Linked DNA regions of Homo sapiens: region 1 is linked to region 2. A link is an interaction called in ENCODE POLR2A ChIA-PET data of the cell type or tissue named here. Cell type or tissue: PC-3. All regions are shown on one strand.

The links. ChIA-PET counts read pairs that join two places held together with the same protein. Peaks named below come from ENCODE experiments on the same cell type or tissue, not always from the same donor. Only the 100,000 strongest peaks of a DNase experiment are listed, where the experiment ranks them.
Region 1: POLR2A ChIA-PET joins it to region 2 with 7 read pairs; 1 of 35 experiments calls an interaction of 5 or more read pairs at or near these places.

What each region holds. Positions count from the first base shown.
Region 1 is chr5:38,648,941-38,653,940 of GRCh38, forward strand. LIFR-AS1 (LIFR antisense RNA 1) reads left to right here. Exons shown (of 9, transcript NR_103554.1): 7 at 4,137-4,220; 8 at 4,925-5,000. Among named protein-coding and RNA genes, the nearest start is that of LINC01265, 69 kb to the right of the region's middle. In PC-3, no CTCF peak of the experiment used is centred here; a DNase peak (open chromatin) is centred at 2,161; H3K4me3 peaks cover 1,230 bases.
Region 2 is chr5:40,474,997-40,479,996 of GRCh38, forward strand. No RefSeq gene overlaps it. Among named protein-coding and RNA genes, the nearest start is that of PTGER4, 200 kb to the right of the region's middle. In PC-3, no CTCF peak of the experiment used is centred here; a DNase peak (open chromatin) is centred at 3,045; H3K27ac peaks cover 1,545 bases.

The DNA.
Region 1 (5,000 bases), 1.8 Mb before region 2:
ATCCCCTTGACTGAGGGATGCCCTTTTGCCCAAGGCTGTAATTCATTTCCATGACTACCAGGAAGGTCAGAACAAACACATTTCTAACAACAGGAGCCACATTTATTTTGAAGATAGAAAATCAATATCCTTATTATGTGGAGGTATGTACATTGCTTTAGAAGCATTGTACTCAGGTCTGATAGAAAAAGTCTACGTGACTTGAACTTAGTTTACATGCTGAGCTTGGAATTGAAAGGGATGGTATCTTCCATTTATCCACTTAGTCATTCAACAAATTTATTGCTCATGATGGAACTGTGTTAGGCACAAAGAATCACCCAGAGCTTAACAGGATAAATAAATAGGGTGCCTGTCTTAAGGAACTCAAACAGGTGGGTAAACAGATAAATACAATACAAATTGATACATCCCATGATAGAAATATGCACTGAGCTTTGGGGGAAAATCTTGAATTCGATAGGCAAACAAGGGGAAGAAAGTGTGCTCTGAGCAAAGGCAGCAGCATTTTCTAAGACACAGAAACCAGAAAGAACGTGATTTGTTCAGTTAATTACTATGGCTAGAATTTCAAGAATTTATGGGGAAGGGATACTAGATGGGCTTGACATGGGTCTGTCAGGACAGGTGTAGGAAGCCCTACTTAAGAGGTGAGATTTACTCTGAAGGTAACTGAGAACTTCTGGAGAACCTTATGGAGAGTGTAATGATTAGGTTTGTGCGCCCCCCCATCCCCCCATCCCCCCCCCAGAAAACACTCTGGAAATGCAAAAAGTACAAGAATGGATGAGAATAAATCCCTAGGGAACTCCTGCATTTATGGGGAAACAGAGCCAAGAAGAGGACTTAGAAGTGGAAGCCACAGAAGTAAGAAGAAACCCGAGAGGGTAGTTTTATGGATTCAAGAAATAGGAAGAGACAAGAGTGCCCAAGGCCACAGAGCCCAAGAAAGGAAAGGATTGGGCTGGGTGCGGTTGCTCACACCTGTAATCCCAGCACTTTGGGAGGCCAAGGCGGGCGGGTCACCTGAAGTCAGGAGTTCAAGACCAGCCTGGCCAACATGGCGAAACCTCATCTCTACTAAAAATACAAAAATTATCCGGGCCTGGTGGCTTGTGCCTATAATCCCAGCTACTCGGGAGGCTGAGGCAGGAGAATTGCTTGAACCCAGGAGGCGGAGGTTGCAGTGAGCCGAGATCCTGCCACTGCACTCCAGCCTGGGCAACAGAGCAAGACTCCATCTCAAAAAAAAGGAAAAAAAAAAAAAAAGAAAGGCAAGAATTGAAGTGTGTTCATTGGATGAGCAACGAGGAAGGAATAAGAGCCTCAGGGGGAAAACTTTCTGTGAAGCAGGAGAGGCAAATGCAGGTAAGGAAGAAATGAGGAAGAGGAAGAGGAGACAGCAAGTGCCACCTTTTCTAAGATCCTGACTCTGAAGAAAAGAAAGTCTCTCTTTAGATGAAAATATGTACTTGAGAGGTTTTGTTTTCATTTTTTTTTAAAGATGGAGATTTGAGAACATTCCTGTGTGAGTGGAAGATACAGGAAAGAGTGTGGGTGATTACAGGAGCAAATTTCCAGAGATGTGGAAAGGAAGAGATCTAAAGCATGGGTGGAGAGCCTTGCCTGAGACTGGAGGAAGGACCCCTCTTCCGTTGCCCAATGAGAGCCGCCGGGCTTGGGGGAGGGGGAGGGGGAGGGGGAACGAATGCAGGTGAGGGAACAGGCTGCGTGGTGCTGCAGTGGGGGTGCTTTTGTTCTCACATCGTTGTCTGTAAGGTAGGGGGTAAAGTCCTCCCCTGGGTGTGCAAGGAAGTTGTGGATGAGCTTGAAGACATTGAGACAGGTAGGAAAGTTTGAAACAGACACTGTGGAGAATGAAAGAAGCTGTCCAGGAAAACCTGGAAGAATTCTCGTCTTAAGATGAGGTCTCCTTTCTTCAAATACAAGAAGGAAAGAGAAAGTTTGATTCCTTTAGATTCTGTGATGTTAGGCAATGTAGGTAACTTCCCAGGCTTTCTTCTTCCTTGTACGAATTGTTTCAACTTTCAGTTCTGTTTCTTTTCTACTCCTTAATAAAAAGAAAAAAAGAACTATACATCAGCTAACCGGCAGTGTGTCACGACCGAGGAGAGATGGCACTTCCTCTCTACGTGCCTGTAAAAACAAAGTGACTCAGCTTCTGGTATATTAATTAGAGACCAGTTTACTTCCATGGAAATAGAGTCTATTGTACCATCTTTATATATTTAAACCTTTAGTGACAACAACTTTTGGAATGCATCCAGAGCAAAACGCTGGAGAGGCTCTTAATGTACAACTCTTGTTTTCCAAAGTAGACAGTTCCATTCAACTCAATCAGCTGTTCGTGAAGCACCATCTATGCGCCTATAAGGATCTTGTATTATAAAATCTAGATTGAATGCTCCAGTTTTGTTTAGGGCACAAATAACAACTTTATGCCATTTTGTGCCTCATTTGTGGAAAATATTATGATCACAGTCATGGCATAATTCTTAAAAATTTAACTTTGATCATTCTTCCTTTTAGAATTCTTCCATGATTAAAACAAAACAAAACAAACCTCAAACCCTCCTCTAGCTGACACTGCTCTCTTCGACCAGTGCTCCCAAGAGTGAAATGAGGAGAGGCTTAAACACGAAATCAGTGCATGAGAATGGAGAAGAAAATAATAAACTTAAATCCCCAAACCAATTATTTCTCAGAAACAAAGCCTGTGTCTCTTTTGCTTGCTTTTATTTCTGAGAACACAGAATCCCTGGGCTTGTTGCAAGGGCCATTCCCACTGAGCTCTCAGGAAACTACCACAGCCATTACTGGTTCATGTGGGGAGCCTGACTCCCCGGCATGGTGGAGTACAAAATCCCAGTACTTAGAATAGTGCCTGGCACAAGGAGGGGCTCAATAAGTATTTTCTGAATTAATTAAATAATTCAATATAGAGGTCTCGTGTTGATTCTCTTTTCACAATCATGCATTCCCAGAATATCAGGATGGGTAGCGGCCCGGATTCCTGAACATCTGAAAACCACAAAGTTCCCAGCTCAGATGGTGGAATGATGCTTTCTCTTTCGTTAGACTCATGGCTAAGAGTGTGACATTTGTTATTATTCCTGCCTGTTCCAAATGAGGCTGAAGAGACCTTGGAGGGGTTGTTGTCCCTTTCATTCTCATGAGATGAACAGTTGTTTTCGGTAATGTCAATGGTGTCGCAGAATCATGTATTTGCAGGCTAAAAGATCATCTGCTTAAGCCAATTTCACAATAATAGAATCTTTTGAGCCACTTTTAAACAGAGTGTAACCTGTCGAATCCATATATATTTCCAAAATCAAATCATGCTAGCTCTTATTAGAATAATCATATGCCTTATTTTTCAAATGGGATACTCAGATACTGAAAGGGAAAGCTGTTGATAATTACACAAGACAAAATGCATAAATTGAGACTATCCTAGGAAAACCAGAGTGAATATATGATTATTCATAAGCAATTGATTTACAGGATATTTAAAAACATGAGGTCCACGGAGAGAGAAATAATTGACAAGGGTGAGAAGCTTTTAAGGAGTTTTTCTTCTTTAGCTATTGGACAAAGTTTTTCATAAAGTATCTCTTGTTGGAAAGACCAGTCCTCAATCACTGTTGGGAACCTATTTTGACTTCAACAAACTCCTCGATATTGACATTCACATATTCTTACCACATCCAGCCTGCATGCTACATGTGAAGACTTACAGATGCCAGCAATCATCAATTCAGAACAACCTTTGTTTTTTCCTGAGCTAAATAAGTCCAAGACCTTTATACCACCTTCCTTTTTTTCTTATTTTTTAATCTTTTAATCAGACTTTTTAGTCTTCTTTGTGCCTTTTGTAAGTTCTCTCTGGGTCCCACTAATATTTGATATCCAGAATCACACCTAACATTATAGGAAGGATCTGGTTGGTGCTATTTCTACTCTACCATAGCTGTGAAAATTACCTTGCAAAGAGAATGCAGCACTTGATACTCTAACAACAATTATAGGTCAATATCAGGCCATGAACATTCTGTTAAGAACTGAAAACATCTTAGAAGCACCTGTTAAGCTTCTATCTCACTATTGTCTTTTAGAAGCAATTACAGCTCACTGCAGCCTTGACCTCCCAGGCTCAAGCAAGCCTCCTGCCTCAGCCTCCCAAGTAGTTGGGACTACAGGTATGTGCCACTACACCTAGCTAATTATTTTTTATTTTTGGCAGAGATGGGGGTCTCACCATGTTGCTCAGGCTGGTCTTGAGCTCCTGGCCTCAGGCAATCCTCCTGCCTCAGCCTCCTAAAGTGTTGGGATTACAGATGTGAGCCACCATGCCTGGCTTAACTGCTTATTATTAAACTTTTAAGTTACCATTCTTATCATTTGTGGTAAGGAGTTACCACAATGACCTCCAGTTTATCTTGTCTAAGGATTAGATATAAATGAGTTTTCTAATTTTGTGATTGTAGAGTGCTCCTTTCATAAGCGTTTGGTATGAAGAAAGCAGTTAGCAGACATTTGAATGTCACAAGGTTGAGAATGTGGGGATTGCATTGTGCTGGGGACAAACAGTGCCCAAAAGGCACACTTGCCAAGAAGAACACACTGATCTTTGAATGCGTGCATTGTACCCTCCTTGATTCTTGCTTGGCTGACCCAGGTACACAAACTCCAAGACTGGCAGGGCCTAAAGGGCCCCTCATTGGCAAATGAAATCCCCCCTTGTTCCAGGTGACAGGACTAGGCAGCAGTTTCTTCCAGTCCAGACAAACCTTCCTGAAAATGGAACATTGTGTCTCTACACATCATTTTGGTTTTAGTGAAGTCTGTGCCTCTCATCTGGTATGATTCCTTCCAAAAAGCAAGCACTATTCCTGTCTTCCAGATCTTTTTCAATGCAGAAGCTTAAAGAAGACACTAAAAAATGTGTTTAAGATCTCTTTAAACTGAAGTCTTCTGAA
Region 2 (5,000 bases):
AATGGGATATTATTTGGCGATAAAAAGCAACAAATATACTGACACATGCTACAACACCAATAAACCTTAAAGTATTATGCTAAGTAAAAGAAGCAGACACAAAAAGCCATGTATTTTATTACTCTGCCTGAAATGTCCAGAATAGGAAAATTTGTTGGACACAAAAAGTAGAGAAGTTGTCTAGGGCTTGGGACAAAATGGGGTATGACTGCTAATTGGTATGGGCTTTGTTTGGGGGCAGATCAAAGTGTATGAAAATAGCTTGTGGTGATGATTTCACAACTCTGCTAACTTACTAAAAACTAGTGAGTTGTACATTTTAAATGACAATTATATTGTATGTGAATTATATCTCCATAAAGCTATGAGAGAAAGAGCTTTCAATGGCTTCTGTACCATGTCCAAATTGTTCTGCCAGTCTTTGAAACCCCTCCATACCACAGAATCAGATTTCATACTATGCCTTTCACCTTTCAAAATTATTTCCAACTGTATCAGTTTTCTATGACTGTGTGACAACCCACCCCCAAATTCAGCAACTTAAAACAATAAACATGTATTAATATTATCACACGAATTCTGTAGGTCAGAAATCTGAGAGTGGCTTAGCTGGGTCCTCTGGCTCAGGCACTTGATGTCTGCCAAGGCTGTAGTCATCTCAAGGCTTGACTCAGGCAATAAGTTCCAACTTCCAAGCTCACTCATGTGGCTGTTTCAACCCCTCAGATTCTAGCTGCTTGTTGGCTGAAGACATCAGTTCCTTGATACACGGCAGCTCATCACACATCAGCTAGCTTCCCTCAGAGAAAGCAATGGTGAAACAGAGTGAGTAAGATGGAAGTCAGAGTCTTTTGTAAGCTAATCTTGGAAATGGCATTTCATGGCATTTGCTGTGTTCTTTTCCTTAGAAGCTAGTCATTAGATCTGGACCACACACAGGAAGAGGCCATTGCACGACAGCATAAATACCATGAGGAGGGAGACAGATGGGGGCCATCACAGAAACTGCCTATCACCACACTGAACACCATCTGATCCAACCAGTCTGGTTCCCTCTCCATCTCACAAGCACATTTCTTGACCCTGTCGTAACTCTTAACTCACTTTATTCCTGGGCCTCTCTCCTTTACCGATCTGAAGTCAGACTCTCATTCAAGATGAGCTCAAATTCCATGTATTCCATGAAACTTGCCCCTGATTATACTTTATTCCTCTGAACTCCTTATGTTTCATAATTATACTACATAATTTACCCCTTAATTATCTCCTGCCTTGCCTTATTACGCAAAGTATGTCTCCCTTAACTGCATATGCTTCAACTGAGAGTTTGTAAGAAACACAGAATCTCCAGCTCCTAAACCAGAATCTGTGTTTTAACAAGACATGCAGGTGATTTTCATGCCCATGAAGGCATGGGAAGCACCACTGAATTGTACCATTCTCTATTGTTTCACCTGTGTAAGTCCCATATCCTTGACTAGGCTTGCGTGTATTTGGAGAACTGGTACCATTTTCTATATTTGTTCTGCTCTTAAACACACACACCCAAGCTTAGAATATAGGTTAGTGCTGACCACACAGTAGATCACAAATTCAAGCTACTAGAGAAGAAACACCTCTATGAACTGGCCAAATTCAGTAACAGGAATATAAAGATAAATCAAATCCCAGCTCTGCTACTCAACAGATAGTGTGACTTTGGGCAAGTCATTTAATTACTCTACATTTCCAATTCTTTATCTGAATTTAAAGGGGACTATCATGGAAGCTCCAATTTTCATTTTATTTCTGAATATCTACTAATCCACAATAACATTAGAATCAATATAGTTTGATATTGCTTAATAAATAAGAAAACATTCTGGAACCTTTTAGTGCCTAAATGTCATCAACATGAACATCAGTAATAACTGCATTGTAGATGTGAGAAAATGTTGCTTAGTCCAGGATTGTTTAGCAAAAAAACATAGAATTCTATATCCTGCATTTGATTTCCCTTATAATTTAGGCCATGTTGAATGTAAGTAAATTGTTAAAGAAGTTTAAAACAAATTTTTGCTGGATAACAACAAGAGTATGGCTAGAACAGGTGAAATCTCCCCTTTGCCACACTTTGGGAGTCACCCCTATGCTCCTCAGCTCTGCCTTGGAAAAGGAGCTTCTGGCTCTGTAAGAGTCAGATTAGAAACAAAGACTTTGCCTTCAAAAGAAAACTATGAATTTCCACCTGAGGTTCACCACCTTCTCCTGTAAAAGGAGGAGCTGGATTTGTTATACAGAGCAGCAGAACTAGGCTGAGTGAATAAAGAAATGGACATATACACAGGTGGTGCTTTTTGTTGTTGTTTTTAAGGTACTCAGTTTAATTTCTTCTTCTGCCTGTAAGGTCCAATCCCACCCACAGAGTTTAAATTGGCACTTCCCCTGAGGACCTGGACTCCAATTACATCTTATATTTTGATCTCTAAATCTCTTCAAGTTCAAGGACTTCACCTCCTCTCCAGGAATAAAGGGCTGTACTTCCCAGTCACCTCCCTCCCCGTCATGTTGTCCTTGCTTCAGCCTTCAGTCCTCTCTTCTGCAGCAAAGAATCCTAATTCCCTACCAGAATTCTTAAACATCAGTTTACTTTACACATTTCTTTTTTGGCTTCTTTACTGTTAGAACAAGCCCTGAGTGTGTAAAACTGTTCTCACTGTGATGACAAGGCTGTACTGAACAATTGGGGGCAAGAGAGCTGTGGTTCCAGCTGAGGGGGCTAAGTTATGGGACCATGCATGCCTCCACACTTATTTCTCTAAAATTCATCATAGCTCTGAACTTCATGCAGAACTCCTAGAAAAAAAAACACAGTCCAGCTACCTACTTTTAAATTTATGGACGAATGATGGTGGTGATGATGATGATAACAATAATAACACTAGTGCTGTTAGCCGCCTCTGAACAGAAGCATATTTTTGGTTTCTGTCCTCAGGCTCCAAAGTGGTTCACATGATGCAAACTGGCCGTGTAGTCAGCGTTTTGGCATTTTCATTTGATTTCTCTGCCCACTCTCCCCTGTTGGCACTGGCTGCACTTTGAAATGAATTTCTGTTCCTGTGCAAACAGGACCGCAAGAACAGTTACCAGACTTTGAGATCACTCAGGGCATGCAGGTTTCCAGAGATCATTATCCTAGAAGCACAATTCAAGAATAAATATGGGAGCTCAAAATCCACCTAAAGAAGAGAGAACTCTTGTACCCCTCTGGCAGATAATTTCTGCCCACAGCCAAATAATACTTTGGTAAAGTCATCCTGAAACTATTTCTTCTATCCGGCCAAACTCGGGCACTTGGACAGAAGCACCAGAGACATCACAGAGAAAAGAGATGCAATGGGAATAACACAGGACCAAGGACAGGGACCCGGGTTCTGGTCCCAGTTCCACCACTAACTTTAACACTGAGTGAGCCACTTCTCCCAAGTGCTTAGCTTTCTCTGTGAAAGATAATAGTTAGATACTACAGTTTCCAACTTGAACTTACCTAATCATCAGTATCTTGTAGGACATTTATTTTAAATACAGATTTTCAGACTGCTCCCTGCAGATGCTGGTTCAGTATGTTTAGCAGTTACTGAATACTAAGTTTAGTTAGTATTCAGGAGTTTGCATTTTAACAAGTGACCCAGGAAAGTCTTCACATAAGCAAGTTTAGGAAACACGGGCCACATGACATCAGAAAGCTCTTCCGGGTCTGCAGTTCTGCAGAATCAAGTTAATTAATGGCCACGATTAAGCTTCTACTCCCTACAAAGCTCTGCTAGATCCTAAAAATGATAGGAATGATAGCTAACATTTATGTAGTACTAGTCACTATTTTAAAGGCTTTGCATATATGAACTATTTTAATCTTCACAACAACCTTCTGAACCAGATACTATTATTATCCCTATTATAAGACACAGAAACAGATGCACAGAGATTAAGTGATTTTTCAAAGATGACTTGGCCACTAAGGAGGTAGGATTGGGATTCAAGCCAAGGCACCCCAGTTATAGAGCCTAGCCTCTCGACTGCTCTGCCCTGCCAAGCTTCAGCCTTCCTGTAGATGCTGAACAGCTCAGAACTCCTCAGCATCAGGCACTTGGTGGACAATAAGAAAAGCCCTCTAATAACTAATAACAGTACCTTAAGGTTATAGTCTGAATGTGTCCCCCAAAGTTGATGTGTTGGAAATGTAATGCCCAATGTAACAGTGTGGAGAAGCGGGACTCTAAGAGGTGACTAAGTCATGGTGACTCTGCCCTCATAAGTAGATTAATGCCATTATCACAAGAGTTGGTTAGTTATTGCTGGAGTGGGTTCCTGATAAAGAGGATGTGTCCACCCACTCTGCCACCCTTTGTGTGCTCTCTCACCCAACCCTTCTGCCATGAGATGATGCAGCAAGAAGGCCTTCACCAGATATGGGCCCCTTGACTTTAGACTTCCCAGCCTCCAGAACTGTAAGAAACAAATCTCTGTTCTTTATAAATTATCTAGTCTCAGGCATTCTGTTATAGGAACAGAAAGGTCTAAGACACTTAACAACCATCTACATCAACTAGATCAGTCTCAGGAGCCAGGGTGAGGGTACTAGGGAAGCCAAAAGGCAAACCCTAGACTTCACCCTTGTTTCAATCAAAGAAAACTGATTTTGTCTGTTTGGTACATGTCACATTTCATTTGAGAAAAAAAAATCTTGTGATTAAAAATGAGATGCTAGAAATCATTGATCTAGGCCCCTTTTATTATGTAGATGAGAAAACTGATCCCAAAAGATAAAGAAACTTTTCCAGATTCCAGGAACAAGAAGTCCTTGGCAATGGCTTCTAAAGCCCCAGGTTTCCAGACTCATTTCTACAGAATCAAAATGCACTTGTCAACCAGATGGACTTGATAAAAACCCATTAAAATTAACATAGATTAATAAAGTAACCACTGGAGAACTGCAGAAACTGGGGCAGCAGCATTTGAGA